Linked DNA regions of Homo sapiens: regions 1 and 2 are each linked to region 3. The links are chromatin loops, found by intact Hi-C in ENCODE. Cell type or tissue: CD14-positive monocyte. All regions are shown on one strand.

The links. A loop is a pair of places that touch in the nucleus more often than their neighbours do. Peaks named below come from ENCODE experiments on the same cell type or tissue, not always from the same donor. Only the 100,000 strongest peaks of a DNase experiment are listed, where the experiment ranks them.
Region 1: it touches region 3 in a loop (3-fold over the local background); 80 of 110 quality-filtered maps call a loop at or near these places.
Region 2: a loop joins it to region 3, with 2.3 times the contacts of the local background. A loop is called at or near these places in 64 of 110 quality-filtered maps.

What each region holds. Positions count from the first base shown.
Region 1 is chr1:167,271,747-167,279,746 of GRCh38, forward strand. The region is part of intron 1 of POU2F1 (POU class 2 homeobox 1); the gene reads left to right. It overlaps LOC124900412 (a long non-coding RNA gene), which reads left to right. Exons shown (of 2, transcript XR_007066718.1): 2 at 1-8,000. Among named protein-coding and RNA genes, the nearest start is that of POU2F1, 55 kb to the left of the region's middle. In CD14-positive monocyte, no CTCF peak of the experiment used is centred here; no DNase peak of the experiment used is centred here; H3K27ac peaks cover 396 bases.
Region 2 is chr1:167,437,663-167,445,662 of GRCh38, forward strand. CD247 (CD247 molecule) reads right to left here. Exons shown (of 8, transcript NM_198053.3): 2 at 3,002-3,105; 3 at 1,682-1,738; 4 at 908-988. Among named protein-coding and RNA genes, the nearest start is that of CD247, 77 kb to the right of the region's middle. RefSeq lists a silencer at 1,752-1,881. In CD14-positive monocyte, CTCF peaks have their summits at 2,020, 4,673 (motif pointing left) and 4,875; a DNase peak (open chromatin) is centred at 4,659; H3K4me3 peaks cover 1,027 bases; H3K27me3 peaks cover 1,515 bases.
Region 3 is chr1:167,536,677-167,544,676 of GRCh38, forward strand. CREG1 (cellular repressor of E1A stimulated genes 1) reads right to left here. Exons shown (of 4, transcript NM_003851.3): 4 at 4,337-5,625. The coding sequence ends at 5,622. Among named protein-coding and RNA genes, the nearest start is that of CREG1, 13 kb to the right of the region's middle. RefSeq lists an enhancer at 3,326-3,826. In CD14-positive monocyte, CTCF peaks have their summits at 3,883 (motif pointing left) and 4,082; DNase peaks (open chromatin) are centred at 3,875 and 4,505; H3K4me3 peaks cover 1,156 bases; H3K27ac peaks cover 4,267 bases.

The DNA.
Region 1 (8,000 bases), 260 kb before region 3:
GACATTTATAAATTTTTATTTCCACAAACATTGGAAATAATGTAGGAATAGGCAAACAATGGTCCTCAGGTCAAATTCGTGTTTTCTGTTTTTGTATGGCCCTTGAGCTAAGAATGATTTCTACATTTTTTTGTGGGGGAAAATAAAAAGCATAATATTTCATGACATTATAATTATATGAAATTGAAACATCAATATTCATAAACTTTTATTGGGATATAACCATACCCATTTGTTTATGCATTGTCTCTGTAATATCTATAGCTGCTTTTATGCTGCAACAGCAGAGTTGAATAGTTGTGGCAGAGACCATGTGTCCCATAAACACTAAAATGTTTACTTTCTGACTTTTTACACGACAGGTTTGCTGTCCACAGAAATAAAAGAATGTCCGCAGTATGTTAGAATGAACAGTATACAGTTTTTTGTAAGACTAGGAATACTTGCCATTAATAAATTCATTTTCTGTATTCTTATATTTGCTTATCAGGAATAAATGCTTTTTTTGGTGAATGGTTTTCATTCTGAAAAATGTCAAAATAGTAAATATTACCTTTTTTTTTTTTTTTTGACAATGCCCCCTTTTTTGGCTGGGAATGTTCTTACTCTGGTTTTGTAAGTATGTTCCCACACATTAGGATTTCAAAAAAAAAAAAAAACCATATTCAGAACTGTATTAGTCAGTTCTTGCATTGCTGTAAAGAACTTCCTGAGACTGGGTAATTTATAAAGAAAAGAGGTTTAATTGGCTCACAGTTCCACAGGCTGTACAAGCGTGGTGGGGGAAGGCCTCAAGAAACTTAGAATCATGGCAGAAACTGAAGGGGAAGCAAGCAGGTCTTTTATGACCAGAGCAGGAGGAAGAGAGAGAAGTAGGAGGGGCTACACACTTTTAAACAACCAGATCTTGTGAGAACTCACTATTACAAGAACAGCAAGGGGGAAGACTACCCCCATGATCTAGTCACCTCCTTCCAGGCCCCTCATCCAACATCGAGGATTACAATTTGACATGAGATTTGGGTGGGGACACAAATCCAAACCGTATCATTCTGCCCTGGCCCCTCCCCAATCTCTCATGTCCTTCTCACATTGCAAAATACAGTCATCCCTTCTCAGTAGTCCCCCAGAATCTTATTTCAGCATTAACTCAAAAGTCCACAATCCAAAGTCTTATCTGAGACAAGGCAAGTCTCTTCCACTTATGAGCCTGTGAAATCAAAAACAAGTTAGTTACTTCCAAGATAACAACACGGGTACAGGCATTGAGTAAACACACCCATTCCAAAAGGGAGAAATCAACCAAAAGACAGGGGCTACAGGCCCTGTGCAAGTCCGAAACCCAGCAGGGCAGTCATTAAATCTTAAAGCTCCAAAATAATCTTTGACTCTATGTCTCATATCCGGGCAGCACTGATGCAAGGGGTGGTCTCCCAGGTCCTGAGGCATCTCTGCCCCTGTGGCTCTACAGGGTACAGCCCCTCGGCTGTCTTTACAGGCTGTCGTTGAGTGCATGTGGCTTTTCCAGGTACACAGAACAAGCCGTCAGTAGATCTACCATTCTGGGGTCTGGAGGACGGTGGCCCTCTTGTCACAGCTCCAGTAGGCACTGCCTCTGTGGCGACTGTGTGTGGGGGCTCCAACCCCACTCCCCTCTACACTGCCCTCGTAGAGGTTTTGCATGAGGCCTCTGCTCCTGCAGCAGAGTCCTGCCTGGAGTTTCCATACATCCTCTGAAATCTAGGCAGGAGCTCCCAAGCCTCAACTCTTGCCCTCTGTGCACCCGCAGGCTTACCACCACGTGGAAGCTGCCAAGGCTTACAACTTGCCCCATCTGGAGCAGCAGCCTGAGACGTATCTGGGCCCCTTTTAGCCACAAAGAATTTTCTTTCTCTTGGCCTCAGGCCAGTACCTTTTATGCCTTGCCTATTATGTCTGGCAGAAGTGTGGCAGTTGTTGGGAAAGTAACTGGGAGCTCTCATAGGCTTCTGTATGAAAAGCTAGGATAACCACGTTATGAGTAGTGTATGGACAAGAACTTGAACTTGTGGTCTTTCCCCTCTCATCAGCTTCATATTGCTTAAGATAGAAAAATAAGGGATTTCAAAATGTAAGAGTGAAAGAAATTAGAGTTTGACAAAGATATAAAAGCCATAGTTTAAAATAAATGTGTTTTATTTTCTTCCTGAATAATTGAGCCTGAACCAGGAGCATACTGTTCATGTTTAATCTCTATGTGAAAAAACAAGGGTAGTAATTGTAGAGCAAACTCTTGATTTATTCTGAATGACCACCAGTTACTAACTAAAAATACGATTTTCCCCAACTAGGTTTTCTTATTCCTTATAATAGTTGAAGAGTAATAAGGTTGAGATTTTCTTTTTGTGTGTTTCTTTGCTCACATTAAGAAGGTTACTCTATGCAGAACTTTTTGACTACTTTTATTAGTTACGTACCCCTCCTTTCCCTTAATTATTAAAGCTCTAATCTCTAGCATGTAATGTTTTGCTTTTAATCTGTTGCTTCTCACCCTGTTGCTTTAGGTAAAGTTTAAGGGGTTTTATTTTAATAGGCCTGAGTAGAGAATGAAACTATGAAGAATCTGACTATAAAACTAGTAACAGAAATTCACTTGGTTATTTCAGATAATTCCTTTATCTAATATCTTCCTTTCCTCTTCTTTCCTTCTAGGTCTTTTGAGTATTGCCTGGAATTTACTATTTCTGACAAATTTCTATAGAACATGTGGGTCTATGAGGAAGGTTTCATTTTAAATAGGTAGTTACCTATTTCTGTTATTTTATTGTCCTTGTTTTTAGATGAATTTTGCTATGTATTGGGTCTATATTTTGCCCTAGTAAATATAGACCAAAATTACTCTGAATTTTAACACAGTTAAAATTCAGTCTTTGCTGATTAGTAGACTTACTTCTTTGTAGACTCACTGTGTTTCCGAAAGGGTTGGGAGTTAAAATAGTTTGGTTGTCATTTGTTCATATATTCAGTTTTCTGGACAAACCATGAATTATAGTAAAGTTACGCTTTCTTGTAAATCCAGTTCTTGCGAAAATGCTTGTTGCCTTTCATTAATGACAGCATTTCCATCTAAAAATAATGACAACCCTCTCATTTTCCTTTACAGCTCCTTCTTGTTTTCCACCTTTTTTGTTGTCTTTTAGAAAGATACTCTTCTGAAACATACTACTTTTAGTCCTGAGATTTGCAGTGAATGAATTGCAACTGATGAACTCTGGGGCTGCTAATCTTACTTAGTCAAATAAATGTATTTTTTTTTTTTTTTTTTTTTGAGACAGGCTCTCACTCCAGGTTGGAGTGCACGATCACAGCTCACGGCACCTTTGAGCTCCCAGGCTCAAGCAGTCCTTCCACCTCAGCCTTCCCCCAGTAGCTGAGACTACAGGCTTGCACCATCATGCCTGGATTTGGTTTTTGTTTTCTTTGTAGTGATGGAGTCCCAGTATGTTGCCCAGAGTGATCTTGAACTCCTGGGTCAAGTGATCCCCCCACCTTGCCCTCCCAAAGTGTTGGGATTACAGGTGTGAGCCACTGTGCCCGGCTGTAATAATTATTGATAATAGAACTATGATGAGAACAATAGTGTTTTCTTACAGAAGACTTTTTTTTTTTGGCTTATTTAAAAACTGTATTAAAACTTTAAATGTACATCATTCTTCAGTATGACTACAGAAGGCCGCAATGGCCCTGATATCTCTACTTGTTCTTTCTGAAATTGAAGATGGGGCCAAATACTGTGTCTAATTCAACAGTTCAGATTTTTCATTCCCACTTTTTAAAGTGTTAGTGTTCGCTTGAGCACACAGGCGAGATTATGGGATCTTAACATTTGAATCACCTGGCAGAACTCTGAAGGTTTAGGGCAAGGAAAAAAAAGACATCCCAAAATTCTATGCTTACTATCACCCTGTCTTAGTAATGGTAAATTTTAAATTCTACCACCCCCTGCCCAAAAAGATGGGGTAAGAATAATGATTGGTTAAGTGATACATGGAAGACTGCTACATCCTAAAAAAGACTGATGGATGGTTCTGTGAAACACTGCTTATGTCTTAGCTATTTTCCATTCTGAGGTTTCTGTATAAGAATATCTTGTGCCCTGGAAATATTCAAGAAAAAGTACTTTAGATGAGTCTTATTTAATAACTTAAGATTTTATAACAGAGATGGTGGTTTGTGCCACATTATATCCAGCAGTTAGCGATCTAAGAACAAAATATTTAGCTTATACTAGAAGACAACAGTAGTCCCCCTTTATCTGCTGTTTCTTTTTCTGTGGTTTCAGCTTCCCACAGTCAACTGCTGTCCAAAAATATTAAACGGAAAATCCAAGACATAATTTATAAGTTTTAAGTTGCATGCTGTTCTGAGTAGTGAGATGAAATCTCACGGCATCCCACTCTGTTCTGCCGAGGACGTGAATCTTTCCTTTGTTCAGTATATCCCATGCTGTATACACTACCTGCCTGTCAGTCATTCAGTAGCGGCCTATGTTATCAGATTGGCTGATCATTGTATTGCAGTGCTATGTTCAGGTAACACTTATTTTACTTATAGTGGTCCCAAGGTGCAAGAGTAGTGATGCTGACATATTATTATAACTTCTATTTTATTATTCTTATTGTTAATCTTACTATGCCTAATTTATAAATTAAACTTAATCATAGGTATATATATATAGGAAAAACATAGTGTTATATAGGGTTCAATACTAGCCCCAGTTTCAGTTGGGGGTCTTGGAATGTGCCCCCCACAGATAAGAGGGGACTATATTCTTATAGAAGAAGAGTTTGATTTTTTAGGACGTTATTTCCTGTTCAAACCATTGACCCACTCTTTGAGATAAGTTATTCTGAAGCTTTCATATAAGTAAAAGCAATTAAATTTTGCCACCAGCACCATCCTCAACCATTCTGAATTATAAAGTGTTAAAATTAAGAACAGGAAGAATGGAAGTATTCAATAAAAAATGAAGTATTTTCAGTTCCATATTGTCATCAAATAAGGGTGGGAAAGGCAAAGGAGAAAATCAATAAGTATGGAGAAGAAAGAAATGAGTAGATAGAACAAAAAAGATGAGAAAGGAAGCCATATTGAAGTCAGGAGAGAGTGCAGAGCAAGAAAGGATGGGCAGAAAAAAAGAAAACAAGAAAGGAGTTTAATGAGTGAGTAGAATGTGCTCTTGTTGCATTCTACTGCCAGTCTAAGCCATGGAATAGTTCACTATTCTGGGAAGTATTCTTAAGATCATCAGTGACCTTCAGGTCATGAAATCTAATAAGCATTCTTTCAGACCTGTTCTTATTTGACCTCTCAGTGGTGTTTGACACTCTCAACCACCAACTCTTTGTGAAACCTTTTTTTCCCTGAAAGCTGTGAGGTCGTGCTTTCTCGGTTCTCTTCTCATGTCTCTGGTAACTCCTGCTTTGTCTACTTTGGGTTTTTTGTTTTGTTTTGTTTTTTGTTTTTTAAGAGTTGGGATCTTGCTCTGCTGCCTAGGCTGGAGTGCAGTGGCGCAATCATAGCTCACTGCAACCTCACACTCCTGGGCTTAAGTGATCTACCTGCCTTGGCCTCCTAAGTAACTGTGTTCATTTGACACAGTTTAGGAACTAAAGATCAGGTAAAACCAGCCAGTTCCTGAGCTGGAATTGAATCTGTTCAGAATGTCTGGGAACTAACTCCATTTTTACGTGTCAACCATACCTGGCTAATTAAAAAAAAAAAAAAAAAATTGCCTAGGCCAGTCTTGAACTCCTGACCTCAAACGATCCTACCTCAGCCTTCCAAAGCCTCGGATTACAGGCATGAGCCACCTCACCCCAGCCACCTTTGTTGTCCAGAGATGTCAGATTTTGTGAAAGCTCAGTCCTAGGCTTCCATTTCTTTTCATTCTACGACCCAGCAATTATATCTATCCCAATGGCCTCAGTTACTACTCGCTGATGCCGCATGCCATCCTCTGGTGTCCCACATGTCAGTGAATAGCATCACCTTTTTTATTCCAGTTTTCCAAGTTAAAGACTTAGGAGTAATTCCTAATACCCCCTCTCCCTCACTTCCCAAATTCTTACTGTACTAAGGCCTGTCTATTTGACATCCTTTAATAATTTTCAAATCCATATTCTCTGCTGTCTTAGTCTGAGTAGGATTATCTCCCCCTTGCAGCACAATAGTAGCCCTCCATATCCTTGTTAAATTTGTTCTGTACACTGAAGCTAGGGTACTGTATCCTATGAAAACACAAATCCAGTCATGTCATTCTCCTCCATAGCATTATTTCCTGCTACTCTTAGGATAAAGACTAACATTCCCCAGGCCTACTTCTCCACCTCCCCTCTTATTTTTCAAACCCTCTGCACTTGAGCCACTGAGACTTTTGTTCAGATTCTCACAGGTACCATGCTCTGACCTTTTACTTCTCTGCTTAGTCAATTTCCATTTCATTCTTCACGTCTCAACACAAAGACTGTTTCTATAGAAAAAGTGATTATTGATATATGGTCTTGTAAGATTCTGTTCTTTTGCTTATAGCATTTATCATAATTTGTTATTATGTATCTCTGAGACTGAAAACTCCCAAGAGGGATGGGACCTTGTCTGCTTTACTCACTGCTGTATCTCCAGCACCTGGCACATGGTAGGGATTTCATAGATAATGGTTAAATGACTTGAGTTTGTCCTTTCTCTAGATCTAGGGTATTTGTCATTTGTCCATAAATTTTGCTTCAGGAAATTTTAGGGCTCAGCATAATCTGATTAGGCTTCAACGATGAAGATAATGTTACATTTATCATTCGACACAGTTTAGGAACTAAAGGTCAGGTAAAATCAGCTAATTCCTGAGCTGTGGAATTGAATCTGTTCAGATTGTCTGGGAACTTTATTTTTACCTGTCCTGACAAGTCTTCTAAAAAAAGATACGTTGACTTAGCTCACTTTTCAGCAAGCGTTTCAGTGCTTACAATACGCCAGACATTTTGCAAACTTTAATTGGCTATCCCCTTCATTTGTTTTTCTATTTTAATAGAATTTAATAAAATTCTATTTTAATAGAATTTATTTTAAATTTGGTTTTCAAGACCTATTTCACATGGGTACATATTTGTGTCTTTGAGTATGATTCTTTAAGTAAAACACTTTGCAAATAAAATGATCATCTGAAAGATATTTTTTCATTTGATTGTAATTAGTTAGGTAAATTAAGGGGAATACATAATTACACAGCTTAAAGATATTCAAATGCTATTGGAACAGGATTGGTGTCTCCATGTTCTTCCATTTCCTTCTATTCCCCCCTGATTATAATGGTACACAGTGCTTACAGCATACGCCTGATAATGTTAAATGAACACACATTATGTGTAGAATATGCAGAATCATGGGTAGTGGTATGTAACAAATGTTGTTAACTGATGAGATATAGCAAACGTGAATAAAAAAGGTTTAATTAACATGGATAAAGAAATTCAGTCTTTTGTTTTATAATGTAATGCAACTGACCTCTGCCCTGTGATGCAGACAAGAGCTGTTACAAGTTATCAAAAGTAAGTTTATGAAAAAGATCATTTTTCTTATTGATGTTGTGTCCCCCCATGACAGAACATGTAACAGAGTTAAGAGAATAATGTGTGACCTACCCTCGCAATCCAGATAAATATAGAAATTCTTGATAATTTAGTTATATGAGCTTGAGTAATATTTTAAAGGTGAGAAGAGTTATGACTTAGAACAGAGGAAAAATGTGATTCTTGGTAGAGGGAACTGCAGCTTAAATGTTCCAGAGGGGGCCGTGCATGGTGGCTCACACCTGTAATCCCAACTACTTGGGAGGCTGAGGTAGGAGAATTGCTTGAACCCTGGAGGCGGAGATTGCGGTGAGCTGAGATTGCACCACTGCACTCCAGCCTGGGCCTCAGAGCGAGACTCCATCTCAAAAAAAACCATATGTTCCAGAGGGAATA
Region 2 (8,000 bases), 99 kb before region 3:
TTTAACTCACTGAAGCATGGACAGGTAGCATGATGTTTACCAGAGGCTGGGGAATGGGGGGAATGGGGAGATGATAGTCACAGGGTACAAAGCCTCAATTAGATAGGAAGAGTAATTTATTTTTAGATCAACAGCACAACATGCTGAATATAGTTAATATGTGAGTACTATACATTTTAATATCTCTAAGAGTAAGTTGCTAATGTTCTCATCACAAAAAAGTTAAAGATTTGAAGTGATAAATATGTTAATTAGCTTAATTTAATCATTTCATATTATATTCAAAAATCATAACAATACTTTGTACCCCATAAATATGTAGAACTATAATTTGTCAATATAAAATAAATAAAGACAGAGGAAGGAAGGAAGGAAGGAAGGAAGGAAGGAAATCAGAATGAAGGGGAAAAAACAAAGAGGACCCTACCCTACTGTGGTGTCATCCAGCTGCTCCCCTACCCACAGGTATACCCACAGGTATAGTGTCTACAAAGCCAAGAGGTCAAACCCCCCAGGGACCATACCCCGACCATATGTGGGTTATCCAGGGGTCTTGGGCCCTTCCTGTATGGACCTCTTCACCAGGTCTGTCCTCTTGGGGCAGATGGCGTCACCGTATGTGCATCTCAGGATGGCCAAGGAGCAGTTTGAGGGGAAGTGGGTAGAGCTTAGACATGAGCAGTGGGGTGCCACGTCCGGGGGTGAGGCCCCTTGAGATGCAGAATGGAGCCAAGGAGGAAGGAAGAGGGTGCGGCAGCAAGTGGGTCTCCATCTCTTCTCTTGTCCTGGGCCCACACATGTGAGGGTCGAGTCTGGTTGCAGAGTGAGCTGAGGAGCCCTCCCCCACAGCCTGGGCTGAGCCCCACCACACATGCAGGAACACACAGGAAGGTAGAGGAACCCCTACCGGCTTTCCCCCCATCTCAGGGTCCCGGCCACGTCTCTTGTCCAAAACATCGTACTCCTCTCTTCGTCCTAGATTGAGCTCCTATAACAGATAAGAAAGTGTCAGACACAGGACGGAGGAACCTCAGAAGGATGGAGCCAGCTGGACTGGGGAGTGTGGTTTCCCTCTCTGGGGTGGCTCATAAAAAGAGGGGCAGGGGCTGGGGAGGGGATGGTAACTGGTCCATCTGGAGACCATCATCCCAGAGGACATCTCAGAGAACACGCCTTAACATGACAGTGGATGGGATCCCCAAAGGTCACCAAGTACTATAGGCTGATCAGTCCAACGGGATAAGGATCAACATTCTCATGAGCAAATAGAGAAGTGGGGGCTCAGAGGTGGTAGTCAATTTCACCACAGTCCCATTGCACAGGGAGTGTGAAATCGCTTTCCCCTCCTCTGGGAAGATTCTAATACATTCCTTCTCCACCCCCCTCTAGCCTTTGCAAATTGCTGATGGCTTGGGGGCTCACTAGTGGCAGGCACTAGACTAAGCTCGTTCCATGCATCAAGACATTAAAGCATGTAATCTTTATGGCGCCCTTTGAGACAGGTACAATTACTACACCTGTTTTGTGGGTTAGAAAACTGAGGTTAAACAAGTTGCAGCCGGGTCGCAGAGGTGATAGCTAGGGACCAAACCTAAACCCAAGACTCTGGCGGGCGCGTTCCCTAGGTCCGAGGAGGAGGCTGCCCTTCCTTTCCGGAGGGTCTACGGCGAGGCTGACTTACGTTATAGAGCTGGTTCTGGCCCTGCTGGTACGCGGGGGCGTCTGCGCTCCTGCTGAACTGCAACACAGAAAGCAAAGCGCGTTACTGCTCCGCGAGGGCGCGCAGGGGAGCCGGGGTGCCAGGGCGCGCGGCGACCCGAGGGACAGCCCTACTCCGCTCCTTGGCAACTAACAATGCTGCCCTGCCTCCTGGGGCTGAGCCCTTGCAGGGGCCGGGGCGTGGCAGCCCCTTTTTCTGAGCCCAGTTGTCCTTTTTCCTCCCGCCTGTGACACGTGCATTCATCACGCTGGCCCAGGACCCGCTGGAGTTTATTCTTCCCGGGCTAGCGCCCTCGCGCGTGCGCAGAGGTATAAGGTTCTTGGTCTGCGCCCCCGGGGACATGAGTATTCTCTAGGATCCCTTCCTCCGGGGACTCTGAGGACAATCCAGGGTGGATGGCGGCTGGTCAAGATCCCGCCTCCTATCTTGACCCCCGGAGCAGTGTACTGTACGTGCATCACTCGCCCAGCCCTCAGCCATCGCCCGGCTGCCCCGGTGCCCAGGAAGCCTCGCGTTCGCTTAGTGTCCTGAGCATCTGTGGGAAGCTGACACAGCCTCACTCCTGCTTCACTTCATGCCGCTTCAGGCGGGAGAAACTGCAATGTCTTACAGATCTAGAGCATTGGAAACAACCTTAGAAATCATCTAGGGCAGCATTTTCAAACTTAAAACAAGAAACTCAGTAAGATTTGGTTTTTCAAATAAAATATTATGCCAAAGTCCAAAATTCAAACAAGAAATGGGTTGAGAAGCACTGAAGTGATGACTGGGACTGGATTCTCCCCTTTACTCCTAAATTCTTCCAATCTCTGCCCACACCATGACCAGCCCCACGAAGAAATCCAGGGTCTGCAAGGCACCAAGTGAAAAACCCACGCTCTGGTCAGCTCCCCAGTTACAGATGAGGAAAGGGCCTTTTCAAGAGAAAGGCTAACATGGCCTTCATTCACACTTGGAAAGAAGGACCTCTGCCTGAGTGTAAGCCCCTTTGTCACCAGTAGCATCGCCTTCCCTGGGACACTCTGATGTGCACACATTTGTACGGCTTGTCATGGAGGTGCCTAGCACCAGGCTCTCCCTCCTACCCTGTCCATCTCAGCCAGACACTGCCACCTCCTCCTCAGCCCACTCAAGGCACACACTTGGCTGGTCCTTGCTTTGCTCCTGGATACCAAGCCCCAGGCACCACCCGAGCTTGAGACCTTCCAAGACCAAGGCCCCTCTGAACATCCATCAAGTGGGGGACCCCGTGCCCTCCTCCCAAAGCCCAGTGGTACCCACCTTCACTCTCAGGAACAAGGCAGTGAGAATGACACCATAGATGAAGAGGATTCCATCCAGCAGGTAGCAGAGTTTGGGATCCAGCAGGCCAAAGCTCTGTGCCTCTGTGCCAAGAGATAAAGCTGGTCAGCCAGGCCCAAGGTGACGAGAACACATCCCCATTACCCCAGGGTGGCACTAGGACTGACTGACCAAATAAATCATGACACGGAGACTATATCCAATCCCCATGCCTCAGCCTGATCACAACCCTCTCCCTCCCTCCCACCTCAACCAGCTCCTGGAAAACCTATTGGCACCAACGGCAGATGTGGCCGCTGTGGGGCCAAAGAACCTGGGGCAATGGGAGGGGAGGTGGAAACAAGGCGAGCAGATGAGGCTGTTCTCTGTGCACAGAGCTCCTGCCACTGCAGCAGAAGCCCAGCCATGTTAGCCCCGGTGTGAACCAAGAACTCTGGAAGCCTCGGGAAGATGTTCACGTCTGGATGAATGGTACTCCTGGCCTGAGGTGTGTGGCTCTGAGGCCTACCCACAGGGAGACAATAGGTCAAATGATGGTCAAATGAGATCATTTCAATATCTGACAGTTAACTAGGACAGGGAGAATCTGGGTTAACTCTCCCCCAACTCCCTGCCTCCTCAGTGCCAAGCACTCTCCCGCCTAGGACAGTGGGATCTGGTGCTCGGCTTCCCTTCCCTGTTCCCTGAAGGGTTTCATGGCCAACAGACAGAGGTACCTTTGGTGCCCCTCCCCACCTAGGCCCAGCATCTCCCTGTCCCCTAGTCCCAGCTCCATGGCCTCAGCCTTCTCTGTCTCCCCTCCTCCCACTACACACACCCCATTCCCAGGACACGCCTTGCTCTTCCAGACTATTTGCCCTGTGCCTTGCACTCTCTGTTCCCTCTTCATGTTCCCTCCATTTCTCTCCCTGAAACCCTACTATTTGGTAACATTTGATGCATCCTACAAAATGCAGCTCAAAGATCCCTTCTGTGTTAGCTTCTCCCACTGCAAATTTCCCAGGGGCCCCTAACTCCTAGTGCCATATTAACCTTTGTCAAGCTGTAGTTAATGCACGTTTAGTTGGCACTGCCATTGGAGTACAATGGGCTGAAGAATGCAGATACACTAAATACTCTGGTTAAATAAAAGTTTGCATTTTTGGGCTGGGGGCGGTGGCTCACGCCTGTAATCCCAGCACTTTGGGAGGCTGACATGGGTGTATCACTTGAGGTCAGGAGTTCAAGTCCAGCCTGGCCAACGTGGTGAAACCCCATCTCTACTAAAAATACGAAAATTAGCTGGGCGTGGTGGCTGGCAGCTTTGATCACAGCCACTCTGGAGGCTGAGGCAGGAGAATCGCTGGAACCTGGGAGGCAGAGGTTGCAGTGAGCCGAGATCACGCCACTGCACTTCAGCCTGGCACACAGAGTGAGGCTCCGTCTCAAAAAAAAATTTAAAAAGTTAGTGTTTTTATTTGGAACATCATTGCACTGTGAATGAGGAGACTCAGATTTTAGTCTGACCATACTTCCTACTAGGTAAACGTGCAGCAACTCAACCTGTAAAACAGGGTGTGGTACCCATCTCACTCCACCCCTGCCTGGTAACTAGAGCAGAGGTCCCAGGCCAGCCCCGCTAGTGTCTGTCTCCCAAGGCCTGGGCGCCCTCTGGTGGCCTTTGGACCCAGATGAGGGCAGAGGGAGTGGAGGCCATATGTGGGAGTGCTGTCATTCTTTCTGGCTGTGTGATTTGGGGCAGGTTATGTATGCTCTGTCAGCTGCCTCTTCTGTTGAACAGGGTGAAAACTAACATTTCTTCAGACACTGCCTTAAATGTAATCATCGTCAGATCCTCCTGCCACCCACACTCGGACACTGAGGCACCGAGTATTCGGGTTCAGAGCACACGGTCACAGGCAGCCCAGGACTGATCCCTAGCAGTTCTCGCCCCCTTCCTGCCCCTGGGCCAGCCCTGCCTACCCCTCCATGCCAGCAACGTTTTGGCCTCCCTGACGAACTATGGAAGCAGATGATTCAAAGGCAGCCGCCAGTGTCCCCACCCCCACCACCCTGAATCCCTCTGTCCCCTGGCTTTTGACTCCAACCCTAATTCAGGACCCCTCTTGCCCCCAGGCAGCTGATCTCTACAAACCTCCCACAGACCCTGCCCAGAGACCATTGATGACCCAGCCACTCGGACGAGAGTCCAAGCTCTTTGTCCAGCCATGTTAGGGCTCTGCCATAACCAGTCCAGGCCTGAAAAGACCACAGCTTTGTGCCACCCTGTCCCTCTGCTCTTGTCTTTTCCCCCCATTCTTCCTTGAACACCCATATTTTTCTACCCCCTGGCCTGCTGAGCTAGATCTTTTTCTAGGCTTGCGTTCTACCCCTCCACTCAACACCTGTTGAAATCAGACTGTCCCACCACCTGAGCCCCTGAGGAAAAAGTGAGAGGATGTCGGTTCAAGAGCCTATATCCCCCAAAGCGCTCTACAAACCCAACTCCTCAGGACTCAGATGCCCCTCCATCTAGGCTGTCAGCACCTGAGACCAATGGCTGCATCTTCATTATTGCCTCTTCCTCCAGCCCCAGCATCAGAGTGCAGGGCACAGGGTAGACAATCACTCGATATCATGGAATTTTTCAGGGCTGAACTTCAGTGATGAGGAAGATGCTGGGCCCAGCCCCAGGTGTGCCTGCCCTCTGGCCCCAAGGTATTGCTGGAAGTCCTCACTGACCTAGGGACGATCTAAAGGCCTCTGGGGGACAAGCCAGCCCCCATGAAGGCCACCAAAGCTGGGGTGACTTTTTGCTGTGAGGACTGCAGAGGAGATAACCGTGGCGATTTATGGGACTGGTTGAGACTCAGAAGAAAATCCAGGAGAAAATCACTCAGCTGCTTGTCACAGAAAATTAGAACAGAAAAATTACTGGACAGTAAATTTAGCACAAATAAGAAATATTTCTTTGTGTTGTGCAGACTCAGCACAACACAAAGGGGCAGGGGGATTGGGCATGTCCCTGAGATAAATAATATGAACAAGTTTCCTTCCTTTCTTCCTTCCCTCCTTCCTTCTTCCTTTCTTTCTGCATAGTTTTATGACTGATGACAAGTGTGCTGTGTGTGGTTGGGTGGAGGAGAGGATATTAACCCCAACATAATTCCCTGTGTAGGACCCTCCTCTCCTCGGTCCCACTATACCTGTGCTGGGAGAGATGGGCCTGAGGAAGACAGTCATGGCCCAGAAAGCTCCATGCAGGGATGCAGGACCTGATTCAGTTACGCAATTAATTAAATATTCATTGGGCATCTGCTCTGTGCCGGGAACTATTGAAATGGAATGAACTCTGGATTGCGTGCAGGTGGGTTCGAGTACTTCTCTTGCCACTTACTAGCTGTGTGGTTTTGGACAAGTCACTTCCCTCTCTGGGCCTCAGTTACCTCATCTATTAAATGGAGGGTAATCATATCTACCTTAAGGGTTGTGATGAGAATCAAAAGACAATGATGTCTGATATTTGGGTCGAGTCTTCTGAGTCCCTGCCCTCATGGGGCTTAAGTCTTAGCTCTTGAGGCCGCACACAAGGTGTAGGAGCTTCCCTGGACAACAGACAGTTTTGCAGGATGCCAGCTCAAAGGCACCGCATCGCCACTCTCTACTTGGTCCTGGCTTCTTCCCTGTGCGCGCTCCTGTGGCTTCTTCGTATTTCTACCAATTCCATCCCAAAGGGACCAGCAGCTGCTTCCTAGGAGGTTTCAGGGTATTACATGGTAGCTACTTTTCTGTAAAAGTGGAGAAGCTGTTTTATTTAATGTTCCTGATCCCTACCCAAGAGTACAGCACCCAGGAGAACCTCAGCATCTGAAAGGAGCCCCAGAGACTAATAGAGCATTCTCACACAGACTCTCAATCCACCGCCCTCTCCCCTGAGGCTCTGACTTAAGTGGCCTGGAGTGGAACCTGGGCATGGGGACTTCACTGCATGGCCATGAATGGATTGAGATTCAGACCTGCATCATTACAGGGGCCACAGCATGTGAGAGGGAAGCCCTGCCTTCTGTAGAGATGCAGCCATACCCTACAACAAATGTAAATTTCTGTCAAACAGATGCAATAAAATTAAAGCTTTGGTCCTTCTTATACACTGTACTTCTGAACTGTGTATTATGGAACTTCTCTAAGCCTTCGTTTTCTCATCTGTAAAATGGGGATAACAACACTACCTGTCTCATTAGATGGTGGTGAGGGTTAAATACGATACTTTTTTTTTTTTTTAAGTGGAGTCTCACTCTGTTGCCCAGGCTGGAGTGCAATGGCATGACCTCAGCTCACTGCAACCTCTGCCTCCCAGGTTCAAGTGATTCTCCTGCCTCAGCCTCCCAAGTGGCTGGGATTACAGGTGCACACCACGATGCCCTGCTAATTTTTGTAATTTTAGTAGAGATGGGGTTTTGCCATGTTGGTCAGGCTGGTCTCAAACTCCTGACCTCAAGTGATCTGCCCGCCTCGGCCTCCCAAAGTGCTCGGATTACAGGCATGAGCCACCGTGCCTGGCCAAATATGATACTTCTTATGGGGTGAGGATAAAATAAAATAATTCTTATGGGGTGAAGGACCCCATAAGGGTATGTGTTCCATTTTGCCACCTATTGTTACTGCCATGATTTCTACTTTAAGCCCATGCACGATAAGTTGGAACCTTCCTGCCCTGTAGCAAGATCCCAGGAATAGGCCATGTGAGATGCTCAGAGGAGGCTGGGGGCAGCCAAAGATGATCACAGAGTATCTAGGCATACGGGTCATTGTATCTAAGTGTTGTGAGTCTAATTAGTGACAGTGAGCCTCGCCATCCCTTTGTAGCCTTTTGTCATCTTCATTAAAAAAAAAGCCCTGAATTCAGGAAGTCTCATGGTACTGACCACTAACAGGAAGATTCTGGAGCCCCAGAGTGCACCCTGGGGGAGACGCACCTATCCTTACAGAATCTGGTTTC
Region 3 (8,000 bases):
ATGGAGGCTGATGTCTGGGGTGCCAAGCAAAGTCTCCTTGAGATTTGCCAAGTGCTTGGGATTAAATGTGCCTTCACTGAAACAAATCACTTCATTCTAAGTCACACAGCAAGTTGGAGGTCCAACCTCCATCTTCCACTATATTCACTAAAGTACAAAGTCTGTAAGCAAAACGTTTGTTAAAATTTCATTGAGGGGTTACTCCACGTAATGGAATATTGACACTTGGTGTTTTGGGGCTACAGTGATAAATATATCAGATGCAGACTCGGCCTTCAAAGGACTACCTACTCCTGAAAAGTGAGGGAGATGAGGAGGTAGGAGATGCCTGGCTAAGGGAGGAGCATGTGGAAAAGTCCAAAGGGAAAAGTTTGGGGTATAACCAGATCAGATTGGCTGGTCATGGCATAGGATACACTGAGGAATGGCAGATAATGTTGGGAGAGCCAGCTGAAGTTTTATTGTGGTGGGACTTGAGAATCTAGCTAAGGAGTGTGTGTGTGTGTGTTAGACAACCTCCAAAGGTTATGAGAATATTATCAGAACCATGCTTCTTTGCCAATTCCAATCCCTCAAGTTCAAGCTAAGGGATACAGAGTGTCTCTCAGACAGACTGTCCAGCAGGCTAGGCCGATGGCCCTAACTCACTTACATCCTCACTTCTGAGAAAGCTATGCTTAGATTTGGGTTCACATCTAGACTACAAAAGCTAAGCATAATTTGGGTTTGTCATCCAAAAAAGTGAAGAATATTATACACAAAATGCATTCTAAAGGATTAAAAAGTATAAAAATTAAACATAACAATTTGAAAATCTGAATTGACATTTATCAAATTTCTCAAAGGAAACAAACATACCAAGTTTAAAGGAAATTAAACTTAAAGAAGTCAAGGGAAAAATATTATGTTAATTTCTTCTATAGAAATGGAAAATCTATAGGTTTTAAACAAAATAACTTAAAAGGAAAACTGAGTATTAGCAACAAATTTACTAACTAAATGATTTCATAGACTGAATATACAGAATTCAGCAAGATCAATTTTTTAAAATGATCCCCCAAACATAAGTGGACAAAGAATATAAATTGACAGTTTTCAATGAGGAAAAATAAACCAAAATAAATTTTAATGTTCAATGTTATTAGTAACCTTAAGAATTGCCAATTAAAATAACACACTATTTTAACCCATCGCAGAGTAAGCACTTTCATACACTGCTTGCAGGGCTGTTCATTGATATAAATTCTCTCCCCTCCCCCATTATTATGTATTTTCCAAAATTTTACTGAAAACATCCTTTCAAGAAATCTCTATTGAACTCCTGAATCACCAAGCCAAACTTGTTATCTAGCTCCCTAGCACCCACTACTCATGCCCCCTCCCCACCCACAAACATAGATTAGCTCTGCATTCCTGCCTTGGTGTGTTGCGGGGTGAAGAAGAGTCAGGAAGCCTTACGCTGGCATAATCTGTGTCTCAGACAATATGACCACATGCCAATTTAGTGTGGAGTAGAAGAAATGGCCAGGATTTAAAGCCTGGAGACCAGAACTGGGTGGGCTTGGGAAAGTCACTTAACCTCTCTAGATCCTCAATTCTTTATTTTTTTTCAATTCAATTTAGAAATCTTTGTAATTTTCAGACATACACAAAAGAGAATAATAGCAAAATGAATCTCCAGGCACCTCACCTAGCTTCAACTGTTACCATTTTGCCAGTTTCTCCTCATCTAATCCCCTATACTTTTTTCTTTGCTAGAATGTTTTAAAGCAAACACTGGACATTATAATTGATACACATTCTTAAAAGCAATTTATAACATGTACCAAAAGCTTTTGGCTTGGAAATTCCACTGCTGGGAATCTAAGGAAATAAACAGAAATGTAGAAAATATTTTATGTGTAAGACTTTTCTAAGAGGAAAAAACTGAAAGTAACCTAAATATGCAAAAACTGGAGAAAATGCTAATAGCCTTTGGTTTTTGCCTGCTCAGTGTTCCTTCAGTTCGCATAAGCACTCTTTTCATTGCAGGAGTCCCCCTTCTACATTCTCCCAGTCTCTGTGATTCTGATGGTGCTGAGTGAACCCGCAACTCCAGGAGAAGCCACACTACTCAAGTTCGGCCAAAGAGGGCACCCCATTCCCAGACACAGTGATTATTCGGGAATGGCTAGGGCCCAGCTAGGAAGGACACATCCTCTTGGTGGTAAGATTGCTGGCTGCAATGAAAACTAACACGGCAGAAAGAGGAGCCAGGAAATGAAAGCCAAGTTCTGAATAATATAAGATCAATGAACTCTTTTTGTTTAAACAACTTTGACTTAGGTTTCTTGTCACTAGCAACAGAGTCCCAATGCAGACCATTATTTGGTGGCCTGCTTATATTGATCTGATGAAATATTCTGCAGCCATTCTCAGCCATCCTCGTGAATGGCTTCTAGGAACACGGTTGTTTATGATAAAGTGAAAGAAGCATGATACACATTCATTAAACAGCAAGATCTTGACTATGTTTAAACATCACTCCCAAGAAAACACACCCAAAATATTAGCAACCATGCTGGTTGGTGAGGTTATAAATGTCAAACTTTTTATTCTCCACATTTCCTATACAAATGTCTTACAATAAATCTTAAAGAAAAAACTGAAAAATTTACATTTTACTGATTTGTACCCCCCTTAATTCCAAAAGGAATTATAATTAAATTATAATTATCTTCTCTAATAATATTTATAGAACACTTGGTTTTGAAGTGACAGTTTGGAATTCCCCTAGGAAACACTGACCAACCAGCATTACACAAATTAGAGCATTATTTCCTCAGTACTAAAACTGAAAAACATGCTCCCTTAAAAGAAAGTAGTCTCCTTTTCAATTACTTTGTGATCTTCAGTCTAAATACTACTAAGAAGGGAACATCACACTAGCAACCTCCTCAGAATATCTGATGCATTTATTTCATTGAACTTCGTCACATTTCATAAAGATTTTTCTCCACTCCCCCACATACCTGTCAAGGACTTTGAACCTGGACTAGAACACAGAATAAACTATGATTATTGGCCATGGTTGGTAAAGACAAATGGCCTTGACCAGCTGAGTGCAGAAGGATGGTCAAGATAGCATCTGCCAAACGCAGCTGTCTGGACTCTGTAGCTTCAGGATCCTGAGCTACTCCCTCTTTCCACTTTTTTTTTTTTTTTTTTTTTTTTTTTTGAGACGGAGTCTCGCTCCATCGCCCAGGCTGGAGTGCAGTGGCGCGGTCTCAGCTCACTGCAAGCTCCGCCTCCCGGGTTCACGCCATTCTCCTGCCTCAGCCTTCCGAGTAGCTGGGACTATAGGCGCCTGCCACCACGCCCGGCTAATTTTTTGTATTTTTAGTAGAGATGGGGTTTCACCGTGTTAGCCAGGATGGTCTCGATCTCCTAATCTCGTGATCCACCTGCCTCAGCCTCCCAAGGTGCTGGGATTACAGGTGTGAGCCACCGCGCCCGGCCCCTCTTTACACTTTTATCTTTCTCTATCAGGGCCTGTCCTGCTCTCTGCACCAAGGCTGACTCCCCCTCCCCACCCCAGTCTAAGATACTCATCTCCTAGCTGTTTGAGCCCAGGGATCTGTTCTCCTTCTGCAGCAGGTGGGGTGCAAGGAGACCAGAAGCCTGATGTAGAAGCACATGGTGTGGAGGGAATGATAAACCCAGGAAAACCTAGCAGCAGCAGCAGCAGCAGCAGCAGCAGCAGCAGCAAATCAGGCCTCTGCTTCTCCTCTTGCCCCTGCTGAGCTGCATTTACTCCAGCTCCTAACCCAGAGCATTATTCCTAGGGGCTTGATTTGGCTGTGTAAGAAACCCAAACTTGCACAAAGAGTAGTCCAGTGCCCCCTAGTGGCTAACTGGAATATTAACAGTGACATATTCTGGCACATTCAATTATAAAAGAATCTGCCTGCTGTGAAACACTGGTTGACTTTACTCTGTATGATAACTAGATCTTACCTGAATGTCGATATGTATTTATGTGGTTCCAAATGCTGGAGAAAAAACTCACTAAGTGGGTAAAGGGAGAAAACCAAATAGCTGCCCTCAACCTAATTCTATCACAAGGTACACTGGCAACCAAATCCCTGAGGCAGAACCTGTGACAAAGGCTAGATCTGGCCATGCCCAGAATTTTAGGACACAATGAGCTTTTTGCCAATTAGAAAGAGTGGTATTATTCACTTCAAGTTTTGAAACAGCCAGTGACTGATTTAGGAACATGCTATTTCGACAGTAGACAATAAAACAAAGTGTAATAAATATTAATGTCTATGTTTAAGAAAACGAATCCAACACATTTCATTAAAATAATTCTTTTAATTATTGATGCTTTGAATAAGAAGTCCATTTTACTAAATTTAGTATAAATTATTTTTCTTAAACAGAACCTGTTTGCTGGATCTCAGTTAAGTTCACTTTGCAGTTTTCAGACACAATGACTCATATTCAACTTTTCTCTTTAAGGATTCAGTGGCTTGATTCCTGACATTTCCTCTTTAAGAGGAATCTTATGTCATCTTCTGAAATCATGTATATGGGTAATAATATTAGTGTCTTCTCTTCTGAAGATGTGATTCTTTTAATGCCATGTTCTCTTCCCTCTGGTGACCTGACTTAGATTGTAGCAGCACTAGAAGCTATTAAGAGATTTGGGGCAGTTGAGGAAGCCTTAGGTAATTGTTAAGAGTAGAAGTATTTTTAAAAAGCTGTGGAGAGTGGTTTGGGAGGGGATTTTGTCCCTGGCTGAAGCTGGTCCATGCCTGGGTAAACTTTACTTATAAAAGAATACCAGGAACACACAAAATATTCTTCTCCTCTTTCTTTTGCAATCCAGTTTTGGAGCCAAAAAATAATCTGTGTGCACATGTGTTTTGATAATACTGTTTCGACTTAGGTGGGGAAATTAAATTCAGGAGTTTTATGACTTTCTTTTGTTCTGAGTATCACTTTAGAGTATAAAAAGTTTTTCAAAAGTTCTTTATCAGAAATAGTTTCACCCTATGTTGAATTAACAATACCCAGGATTGTGAGACATAAATCAACGTGAGTAGGAAGCTCCATCTGAGTTTCATCATTGTTTGTCTATCTTGGCAAGATTTATTCAGAAGCACCATAATGGGGGCCAATCCTTTTGCACCAGGCTCAGGCAGCTCAGGAGGCAGCTGTGGTGAGTGATGCACTCTACCAAGCACAGTGGCTTCTAGGAATAAAGAACACATACTCAACTACCTTCAAATGCCAATGGGCAATTTAAAACTGGTACTCATTCCTCTTCAAGAGCACCACTGGAAACATCTTTGGAATTGATGGGACAAAACTTATTTGATTATAGTGAAGGATATTTCTCTACGAAAATGGCTTCAAAATAGGAAAAAAGTAGCTACCACATCTTCCAGGAAATCCAATAACAGGTCAACTCTATTGGTAAACAAGCAAGTAAACAAGCAAGCAAACAAACCAGCATGTGACAGAAAACTGGCTAATATTCTGGGACGCTTTCCAGAGAAACATTAAGCCTTTTAAGTGTGTATGAGCCACTTTAAGAAACTTCATAAGTGTTGCTAAATTCACCACAGTCTGCTTCACCTAGAAAGGGGAACAGAGAAGAATTATTTTGTTAAACTGGGTTAACAAATCTTAAAAATTAATTCATTCTAGGGAAGGACTAGATAAAATTTCTGATCTAAATTAAGATTTTCAGTTCATTTCAACCACTAGAATATACTAAATAACCACTTGGGTTTGTTAAAATGCAGACTCCTGAGTTTCGGTTTCAATAGGTTGAGGGTGGGGCCTAGGAATCCTCATTTTAGCAATAACCCTCCTCTCCAAGTATGATTCTGACACACTGATAAACGCTACTAGGATGTAGCAAGAAGCAGGCCACTGCCGTGGCTGCTGTTGTTATCTCATTTAAGAGTATCTGAAGGCTTAAAAGACAAAAATAGTTGAGAACAGAAGGGGTCCTGAACATCAGGGCAGAAGAGCAGTGATTAGCCATTGCCCAGTGATAGTGACCACAGCTGGGAGGTGAACTTTCCCCCTTTCTGCTGCCACCAACCAGGGAATCCATCTCTAGGTATCAAGACTGGGCAAGTCTGTAATCCATGACCTTTTGTTACCTGTGTGTTTGCTAGGAAATATCCGGATGTGCGCCAGAGGAGATAAAATGAGGCTTAGCACAAACATGCTGCTGCCCAGACTTAACAGTGGTCAAAAGCAATGCTTATGCTTATAAGAACTGCTTGTTGGGCGGGCGCGGTGGCTCACACCTATAATCCCAGCATTTTGGGAGGCCGAGGCGGGCAGATCACGAGGTCAGGAGATTGAGACCATCCTGGCTGACATGATGAAACCCTGCCTCTACTAAAAATACAAAAAATTAGCCAGGCGTGGTGGCAGGTGCCTGTGGTCCCAGCTGCTCAGGAGGCTGAGGCAGGAGAATGGCATGAACCCAGGAGGCAGAGCTTACAGTGAGCTGAGATCGCACCACCACACTCCAGCCTGAGCAACAGAGTGAGACTCCATCTCAAAAAAAAAAAAAAGAACTGCTTATTCCAGGGTGCCAGCAAATGCTTCGTGTAGACATTTAAGCCTTCCACTGATCATGCAAACATGCTCATGGGGGCTTCACCCAACAGTCCAATGAGGCAAACCACATTCAGTTAAGCTCCGTATCAGCTCTCACAAGTGGCAGTCTCCATCTGTGTGAAACAGATTTCAGATGCAGAGGGCTTCGTGGTATTTGGAGGAATAATACCTTCCAAAACCGATCTGGGCAAGCCAAGCAAGGTGGCTGCCAATGTGGGGAAGCTCCAGAACGCCTGTGAGGCCCCTGTGGGTGGTTCTCCAAGAAGATGGGGGCCCTGGTCCTCACAGATATCACTGTACACTCCCCGGACTATTAAACAGCTCTGGTGGCAAACCTGGCGGGTGGGATTAGTGGGGGCACTCCTAGACTCGGAGATGGACAATTCCTAGCCAGAGGCACCCGGTCAGAGCGGGCAGCTTTCAGGCCCTGCCCATCCCTCGGGTTCTGGTGCACTGCCTCAGAAGAGTCACATCTGCTCTAGCCTTTGGGCCGCCTCTCAGGACAAGGGAAAAATGTTCTATCTCTGTGCTGCAGAGAAGTGCTCCTTTGTCAGCATAATAAAGTGGGAACCTCAAAAGTATCTGTTTTACTCACTTATTCAGTGTGGAGACTTATGGGAAAACAGTTTTATTTTGTTATTAAACCAGGCACTGCCTTTGGGCATGTTATTTATATAAAGATAACTGCGCTTTAGAGATTATGTCCTGTGAAAGTAAACTTTAACTTCGAAGAGCAGGCCCTTCTTAACAGTCATCCTGATAATTTGTTGCCAGGGAATAAAGTTGTAATTGCTACCTCTATATTCCTATGAAGTCAGATGGCTTTGCCAGCCCAGAAGACGACCAGTGGCCCGTGCCTCTCCTGCATGCACAGCAGCAAAACAAGCGCCAGGACTGTGGGATTCTTTATTCCAACAGAGTGTGAGAGTGTTTGTCTCAAGTAATGAGCCAGACAATCATTCCTAAACACCTGCTCTATGACACACACTGTCCTAGGCCCTGCTTGGAATTAAAAAAAATTAGAAACAAAACAAAACTGAGATTTCCAATCATGGTAGGGAGTCAATAGTTCAACACGGAATTGTTCTACAATTGAAAAAGACAGAGATTAAATAAATGCTAAGAATTTAAGCCCTCAAATGACCTACAACCTACAAGTCTACCTTAGTTATCATCACCGTAATCTCCTGAAACAGCAGTCAATCATTACAAGCAGAAAGTGCATTATAAATTACACTGAGCTAGGAGCCTGGCCAGCTACCAGTGAGGCAGCCAGAGGAGAAGTACAGCATCATGGATAGAAGTCAGGTGATGGCTCTGGAGCAAGAATGCCTGGGTTTGAGTCCCAGCACCACCACTTCCTGGCTGCA